Regions from separate parts of the Homo sapiens genome. Here region 2 is linked to region 1. A link is an interaction called in ENCODE POLR2A ChIA-PET data of the cell type or tissue named here. Cell type or tissue: MCF 10A. All regions are shown on one strand. Each heading gives the region's core, and the rest is flanking DNA. Links, peaks and the distances in the headings are about the cores only. Region 1 overlaps LOC105370500 (a long non-coding RNA gene). Region 2 overlaps STYX (serine/threonine/tyrosine interacting protein).

Region 1 (4,398 bases), core at 185-4,184:
AACTAATACAAGGTGATTTGATTAGTCCATTTTGACCCTAGAATATAAATCAAGACTTCCAAGTCTCTCTGGATCCAGTTTAACAGCAAATTGTTTGGCTGGGCTGCTAGAAGGCCTGGAAGCTCTGGCTGGCACCTGAAATAACTGGCCCAATGGCTGACCCTGCTGGCCCCAGCAGCACTAGTATCTACCCTTCAGAAGAGACATCATGGCCCTCGCATAGAAGCCCTGTGTTTATTACCTCCCAAGCACAAGTCTGAGAAATGCTTTTCCCCCTCTCAGATTAACTGCACCAGAGCCTTCATTCCCCATTTCTGCAGTGGAGAATCGTATTTAGTACATATGACAACGGCCTTCTCCTTCGCCACGCTTTGGTCAGACTCCTCTGAGTCCTCTTCTCAACCATGCCTGGACCTTGGCCCCTGTTGTTACCAGTTGAGGGTGTCCAGGCTCTTGCCGTTTTGAAAAAAGAAATGGACAAAACGCACAAACAAAGCCAGGAAAGAATGAAGCAACAAAAGCACACATCTAATGAAACAAAAGCACACTCCACAGGATGGGGGCTACCTGAACAAGGGGCTCAAGGGCGGGGTTACAGAATTCTGTGGGGTTTAAATACCCCCTAGAGGTTTCCCACTGGTTACTTGGTGTATGCCCTATGTAAATGAAGAGGCTGAAGTGAGGTTACAAAGTTATTTAGTTGGTGTACCTCCTATGCAAATGAAGAGGATGTTTCCTGTCGTAACTGAAGTAGAGTTACAAAGATATTTACTTGGTCTTAGAAAGCTGGGGTTTTTCTGTTGGATTTAGCTCTAGGAAATCCTTAGGTTCCCTGCCCCAGACCCTATTCGCCTGTCCTTGCTGGGTCTCCATAAACCCAGTTTTAGCAAGAATCCTGGAGAATCCCCACCCCTCAATATCTGATCAAGTTCCTCATCCCCGACCTTTGACATGTAAGTCCTCGACCTGTCTTCAGCAAGAATCCTACGTTATTAGTTTAGCAAGAATCCCCTTATCCTTGATATCTCTTAGTAATTTCCATCCATTGACCCCCTCACTCTGCTTCCTGGCCATAAAACCTCAGCTGTCTGGATTATATTCAGAGTTGAGCTCAATCTCTCTGTTTCAAAGCTCTTACTACAATTCTCCTGAACAAAGTCTGCCTTACTTTTTTTTTTTTTTTTTTTTTTTTTTTTGAGATGGAGTCTTGCTCTGTCGCCCAGGCTGCAATGCAGTGGCGTGATCTCCGTTCACTGCAAGCTCCGCCTCCCAGGTTCACACCATTCTCCTGCCTCAGCCTCCCGAGTAGCTGGGACTACAGGCGCCCGCCACCACGCCCGGCTAATTTTTTGTAGTTTTAGAAGAGACGGGGTTTCACCGTGTTAGCCAGGATGGTCTCAATCTCCTGACCTCGTGATCCGCCGCCTCGGCCTCCCAGTGCTGGGATTACTGGCATGAGCCACTGCGCCCGGCCTGCCTTACTATTTTAATAAGTGTGTCAGATTAGTTTTTTCTTTAATACACAGCAGGAACCTTGGAAGGCTTTAAAATGTTGGCATTTCAAAAGCAATAGTCCCATGGGAATCATAGTTACTGGCAAAGTAACCAATAATTTATCTGATCATCTAATTGCATTCTGGTAAATAAAATCCAACAGTATTTGTCCATAGAACCCATAGGTTCATGACCTTCTAAAAGCTAGAAAATTTAGTGATTATATCCAAGCCCTCCTGGGAGAATAGAAAAAAAATTATTCAGGCTGGGCACGATGACTCACACCTGTAATCCTAGCACTTTGGAGGCCGAGGCAGGCGGATCACCTGAGGTCAGGAGTTCGAGGGCAGCCTGCCCAAAATGGTGAAACCCCGTTTCTACTAAAAATACAAAAATTAGCTGGGCGTGGTGGCAGGCACCTGTAATCCCAGCTACTTGGGAGCCTGAAGCAAGAGAATCACTCGAACCGAAGAGGTGGAGGTTGCAGCGATCTGAAATTGCACCATTGCACTCCAGCCTGGGCGACACAGAGAGATTCCGTCTCAATAAATAAATACATTAATTAATTAATTAAATCAGGGATTTAAAAAACAATGCCTAAGGCTTGAAATCCTGTTGCAGGCAATCAAAACCCTACACCCATTTACTATCACCACCTGCCTACCCCACCCCAGGCCCAGTACCCTTTCAACCCTCGCCCCCACATACGGGCACACATGCTGCTCTTGTTAGACAGGTGAGGCGCAACAGTCCTCAGTTACCCGCATTTCCCTCCCACTCTGTAGGCTCCTTAGACATGTTCCTTGGTTTCTCAGGGCTGTGGCACCTGGCAGAGTCTGCAACCCACTCCAAGAAATTGGAGGGGGCTGCCGTCACTGTCGGTGACGTGGGAGGCCATTGAGACGCCGCCCTGTCTGTGCTTAAAAGAGAACACGCCCTGGTGGCTGGAGGGTGTCTGTCTGCATGACTCACTGGAGAAGCTGTCTCCTTGGGAGGAAGTGTGGAGCAGCCTCTCTAAATTTCATTTAGGTAAATTAAGGGGTGGAAAACCACTTGAAGTAGGAAGGCAAAGGCCAGAATTTATCCCTGGACATGCAACTGCTTTCTACATTTGGCCAGTACAGATTCATTCAGATGGAAACAATTTATTTCCTTCAAACCATGAGAAAGAAACATGCCTTTGTCCTCTGTCAAGGTGTCCAGGGAGTCACGGGTGGCTCTCATTAATGAAAATAACTGCTTTGCATTCACATCACACCTAATCTCCTGTAGGGTAAATAATGGAAAGTACTTTAGAAAAGTGCTTGGAAACCTCTTCTCTGCAGGTAGTATTAGCAGATCTCCCTTTGGCCCAAGGCCATTTGGGTTTCCAGGGAAGAGGCATTGATGGGATTAGGTAACCGGGCCATTTGTCTTCATTAACTTTATCACTAACTTCCTGACTCTGGTTATAGGCCCCACAATTAGTTTGTTTCTAAGGGAGAATCGTATTTAGGTTTTTCAATGGCAATTGTTTTATTCATTAAGTTTTCTAAGTAACACAAAAAAGCTTTCTTTTTCACAAAAGTAACATCTGCTACCTGGGGATTTCTGCCTGGTAATTAGCTAACTGGTAATAACCTAAATATGTACCCCCCTCATCAAATTCTAATATTTTTCCTGTTGTTTTTTCTTTTTTTTTAAAAAAAAAAAAACACTAAGCTATTTTCATTGGCCAAAAGAAAATGCCTTTAGTTTTTTTTTAATGCCTAATAATTCAGAATTCTCCTTAATCACGTTCTGTTCTGTTATCCAAAGACATATTTTCTAAAGTATGATGTGAACCATCTCTACATTCATCTGTAGCAAAAACATGCCAACACAATGAGTCAGCCAAAATGAAGATGTAATGTGATACACTATATGACTTCCATTTTTGGTCCAAAGAGTTCCATGACAGCAATTTCAACTGGACTATAAAATATATTGCAACCAGCACATAAAAATGTATTTCAGATGCAAGACCCCTTTCCTTAGTTATCTGTATTACATCATGTGATTGTTTCCAATTAACTATTCAATGTTATCTGTCTTCATGCATCTAATGGATTTTTCCCCCATCAAATGTTTTCAGATGAATAGTAATTTAATCAAATGTTCCCCTCTGTTTAAAAAAAAACAAAAAAAAAAAAAGCCAGAGCTTGTTATGGGCTAAATGTAGCTTAATTATATTTAGTTTTTTATAAAATACATTAGATAAGGCTTAAGAGAACATATTTTGGAAAAGCCTGTTGCCAGTGACTTCAATGTCTTCTCATTAATTTTTTAAAAACTGAAGCCCTTAGTTTTGTCTTATGTTATGGACTAATTAGCTGAAGAACAGATCTGGTTCTAATTCCCAAGTCCAGCTCTAATTCAGAATGAACTCTTTAGTCACTAAACCTCAGACGAAAAGTCTGTCGTACCCACTGACTGTGCCCAAGGCAAAGAGGAAAACCTAGATGAGGAAAGCGTAGTAGAGAACCATGGGGCCACGAGATTCATTTAGTCAGGCATCAGTAGGGTATATGTTTCATATCAAGGATCCTGTGCGATCCTAATGAAGTTCTAGTGGGGAAATTACATCTGATATTGATTTGACTCTGAGTTTTGTGAAAACTGCCTTTAACTGAACAATTTCCCTAGAAATTTTGCATCAAAATTGATGGCACCTGGAGCCGGGCGAGCCGGCAGGGGGGAGGGGTGGGGGGGGTGGGGTGGGGGGGCTCATGCCTGTAATCCCGGCACTTTGGGAGGCCGAAGTGGGTGGATCACCTGAGGTCAGGAGTTTGGGACCAGCCTGGCCAACATGGAGAAACCCCGTCTCTACTAAAAACACAAAAATTAGCCGGCCGTGGTGGCGCGTGCCTGTAATCACAGCTACTC
Region 2 (4,398 bases), core at 294-4,293, 83 kb after region 1:
AAACAAACAAAAAAAAACACAGAAGCTGAACCTCAGGATCTGAGGAAAATCCAATATTTAACCTACAAGGATTTCGACAATGACTGTATCCTGAAGTGACTGGGTATTCCAGTTACATAAAATAATGCTTCAGGGGAAAAATGTTAACTCAGAATGAAATTAAATATTTTAACGCATAACATTTTCAGTGTCAAGCACTGCTAGTAGAACTATCAATCTCTAAGAAGCTAGTATTGTAAAAGTTTAAGGAGAAATGGTTCTTCCATTAGGATAAAGAACCTGCACAAACAACATTATAATTTAAAACAAAAAGTCTGTACACATTAGAAATGAATAGTATGATTTTTTGGCTTTTTTGTTTTTTCTTAAGATTAGTTTCACCTTATATAGTTTGATATTTTAAAATACAACATTCTCATTTTCTTTAATAATTCTATGCATATATACGTAAATACACATACACAACAGAGAACGATTTAAAAGGAAATATTCCAAATGTTAACAAAAGTGTTTTCTCTGAATTGTGGAACTGTAGATGATTTAAATATTTTTCTTGGTGTCATTCTATACCTTCCGAAGTACTTATAAAGAATAAGTGTTTCATGGCCAGGTGTGGTGGCTCATGCCTGTAACCCCAGCACTTTGGGAGGCTGAGGTGGGTAGATCGCTTAAGCTCAGGAGTTCAAGAACAGCCTGGGCAACACAGCAAAACCCCATCTCTAGAAAAAAAAAAAAAAAATTAGCCCGATCCGGTGGTGCACCTGTAGTCCCAGCTACTTGGAAGGCTGAGGCAGGAAGATTGCTTGAGCCTGGGAGGTCAAGGCTACAATGAACAGAAATCATGCCAATGCAATCCAGGCTGGGCAGCAGAGAAAGATCCTATCTTTGAAAAAAAAAAAAGTATTTCTTTCATAATTATAAAAAATTCAGGCCGGGCGCAGTGGCTCACGCCTGTAATCCCAGCACTGTGGGAGGCCAAGGCAGGCGGATCACGAGGTCAGGAGTTTGAGACCAGCCTGACCAACATGGTGAAACCCCGTCTCTACTAAAAATACAAAAATTAGCCAGGCGTGGTGGCACATGCCTGTAATCTCTGCTACTCAGGAGGCTGAGGCAGAAGAATTGCCTGAACTTGGGAGGCAGAGGTTGCAGTGAGCCCTGCATTCTAGCCTGGATGACAGAGCGAGACTCTGTCTCAAAAAAAAAAAAAAAAAAAAAAAAAAATCAGTGTTTTGGGATATTCCTTTTTAATAACTAGTTTTAATAAACTAAATATGGTGTAAAAAAAAAACACTACAAAAGTAAAGAGTCAGCCCTCCATATCCAAGAATTTCATACCTGTGGATTCAACCGACAACAATAAAAAACATTAACAAAAAATAAGGTAAAATACAACACTAAAAATAATAAAAATAAAATCCAATACTATTCACACAGCACTTACACTGTACTAAGTATTAGAAGTAATCTAGAGATGATTTAATGTATATGAGAGAATGTGCACAGGTTATATGCAAATATTACACCAGTTTATATAAGGGACTTGAGCATCTGAGGATTTTGTTATTCATGGGGGTTCCTGGAGGCAATCCCCCATGGATATCAAGGGTACCATGAAAAATATGTCCCTCGGCTGAGCGTAGTGGCTTACGCCTGTAAATCCCAGTGCTTTGGGAGGCCGAGGTGGGCAGATCACGAGGTCAGGAGTTCGAGACCAGCCTGGCCAACATGGTGAAACCCCGTCTGTACTAAAAATACAAAAATTAGGCCAGGTGCGGTGGCTCACACCTGTAATCCCAGTGCTTTGGGAGGCTGAGGCAGGTGGATCAAGAGGTCAGGAGTTCAAGATCAGCCTGGCCAAGATGCTGAAACCCCGTCTCTACTAAAAATACAAAAAAAATTATCTGGGAGTGGTGGTGGGCACCTGTAATCTCAGCTACTTAGAAGGCTGACGCAGAGAATTGCTTAAACCTGGGAGGCGGAGGATGCAGTGAGCCGAGATCATGCCACTGCACTCCAGCCTGGGCAACAGAGCGAAACTCTGTCCAAAAAAAAAAAAAAAAAAAAAATTAGCTGGGTGTGGTGGCACATGCCTGTAATCCCAGCTACTCAGGAGGCTGAGGCAGGAGAATCGCTTGAACCCAGGAGGCAGAGGTTGCAGTGAGCCAAGATCACACCACTGCACTCCAGCCTGGGTGACAGAGTGAGACTCCATCTCAAAAAAAAAAAAAAAACAACAACAACAAAAAAAAACAAAATTAAAAACGAAAGAAAAATACGTCCCTCTACCATCACAGGCCCTGAATTTTCCTTCTTAGAAGCAATCACTATGAAGTTTCTAGCCTCTTGGTCCAGAAATTTTCTATGCATATATTAAGAATAAATATATGGAATGTAGTATATATATATTTACTCAACACATTGCAAATATATACATTGTTCCACACCCTGCTTTATTCATGTAATGCATTATCTTGGAGATCATCCCAAATCCAAACACATACATATATTTCATTCTTTTTCATGGTTACATAGTATTCTATTATATGTTCACACAATGTATTTTAGAGTATGTATCTTGTATTTACAGATATTTATAGATTGGTTTCATTGTAAAAATAAAGCAGAGCATTAAATTTTTTTTTTTATTTTTGAGACAGAGTCTTGCTCTGTCGCCAGGCTGGAGTGCAGTGGGGCAATCTTGGCTCACTGAAACCTCTGCCTCCCAGGTTCAAGTGATTCTCCTGCCTCAGCCTCCTGAGTAGCTGGGACTACAGGCATGTGCCACCACGCCCAGATAATTTTTGTATTTTTAGTAGAGACGGGGTCTCACTGTGTTGGCCAGGACAGTCTCAATCTCGACCTCGTGATCCACCCTCCTCAGCCTCCCAAAGTACTGGGATTATAGGTGTAAGCCACAGCGCTGTTTTTTTTTTGTTTTGTTTTGTTTTGTTTTTGAGACGGTGTCTTGCTCTGTTGCCCAGGCTGGAGTGCAGTGGTGTGATCTCGGCTCACTGTAACCTCTGCCTTCTGGGTTCAAGCAATTCTCCTGCCTCAGTCTCCTGAGCTGCTGGGATTACAGGCATGTGCCACCACGCTCAGGTAATTTTTGTTTTAGTAGAGATGGGGTTTTGCCATGTTGGCCAGGCTGGTCTCGAACTCCTGACCTCAGGTGATCTGCCCACCTCGGCCTCCCAAAATGCTGGGATTACAGGCGTGAGCCACCGTGCTGGCCTAAAATATTTTTAACATATATACTTTTACATAGATATTGAAGGAAGAAGCTGCCTCCCAGGATAGGAGCAAGGTGGCTTGGGTTAAGAGAAAAAGTAGAGTTACTTTCATTATATATGTTTACATATCCTTTCACTTTTGTACCATGCGTAATATACTCTATTTTAAAAATGAAGTTAAAATAAAGAACATTAAAAACCATTACATGCTCAACTGAACTTACAAGATAAATAAGAACATCAAATGAGATACCATTTTTACTCCATTAGACTTTGAGAAATTAAAAATGTTTCACAATTCCGTCTTGGAGAGATACTAAGGGAAGAGTCACTCTCACATACTTGATAATGGGAATGTACACTGATACAACGCACTGGAAAACAATCTGCAACATCTATCAAAATTTAAAATGTTCATACTCTTATATCCAGCAATTCTGCAAATAAGCCCTATCAATATGCTCACATATAAATTGAGTAATATGTACAATGATAGTCACTATATGCTATACATATTAGTACAAGGCCAGAAACAATCTAAATATCTAACAGACTAATTGAATAAATTTTAGTATAGCCATACAATGGATTACAATGCAACTTAAAAAGAATAAGCAGTTTGATATACATACCGATATAAACCAATCTCCAAAAAATATAAAGTAAAAAAGAAAGCCAATGTAAAAAAAAATTTATCTATAAGACTATGCTCATAAATTTAACCTAACACTCAAAAACTACCCAATAAAGAGGTAACAGTAGATGCTGTTTCCCTAAACCTATCCCCTAGATACTCAATTCCTTTATCCCTCAAGAGATAAAATAATGTACACTAAAACCTATTTTTCAGTATACATTATTTTTAAATTCTTTTTTATTTTTACTTTCCCAGAAACTTCTTGACAATATACACTCTTTTGAACCTTTAGAATTCTGCATTATGGGCATAATTTATTTAAGTATTTTAAGTAAAATTTATTTTAAAAAACTATGTACTATATGACCCATTTTTACAAACTAGATATGTACAGAAACAACTGATGGTACAAAACCTGAAATGAAACTTCATTAAGTGTTTTACAAATCATAGCAATAATTCTTACCTAAATAACTGCTGAAAGTTTGGTTTAATAAAGTTTGCTTCAATATTTTGTCGTATGCATAT

What was found. ChIA-PET counts read pairs that join two places held together with the same protein. Peaks named below come from ENCODE experiments on the same cell type or tissue, not always from the same donor. Only the 100,000 strongest peaks of a DNase experiment are listed, where the experiment ranks them.
Region 2: POLR2A ChIA-PET joins it to region 1 with 7 read pairs; 6 of 35 experiments call an interaction of 5 or more read pairs at or near these places.

Annotation. Positions count from the first base shown.
Region 1 is chr14:52,833,676-52,838,073 of GRCh38, reverse strand. All of the region lies in intron 1 of LOC105370500 (a long non-coding RNA gene), which reads right to left. Among named protein-coding and RNA genes, the nearest start is that of GNPNAT1, 44 kb to the right of the region's middle. RefSeq lists enhancers at 1,949-2,553, 2,554-3,159. In MCF 10A, for the core only: no CTCF peak of the experiment used is centred there; DNase peaks (open chromatin) are centred at 2,433 and 3,363.
Region 2 is chr14:52,750,719-52,755,116 of GRCh38, reverse strand. STYX (serine/threonine/tyrosine interacting protein) reads right to left here. Exons shown (of 11, transcript NM_145251.4): 4 at 4,337-4,398. Among named protein-coding and RNA genes, the nearest start is that of STYX, 23 kb to the right of the region's middle. RefSeq lists a silencer at 3,038-3,189. In MCF 10A, for the core only: no CTCF peak of the experiment used is centred there; no DNase peak of the experiment used is centred there.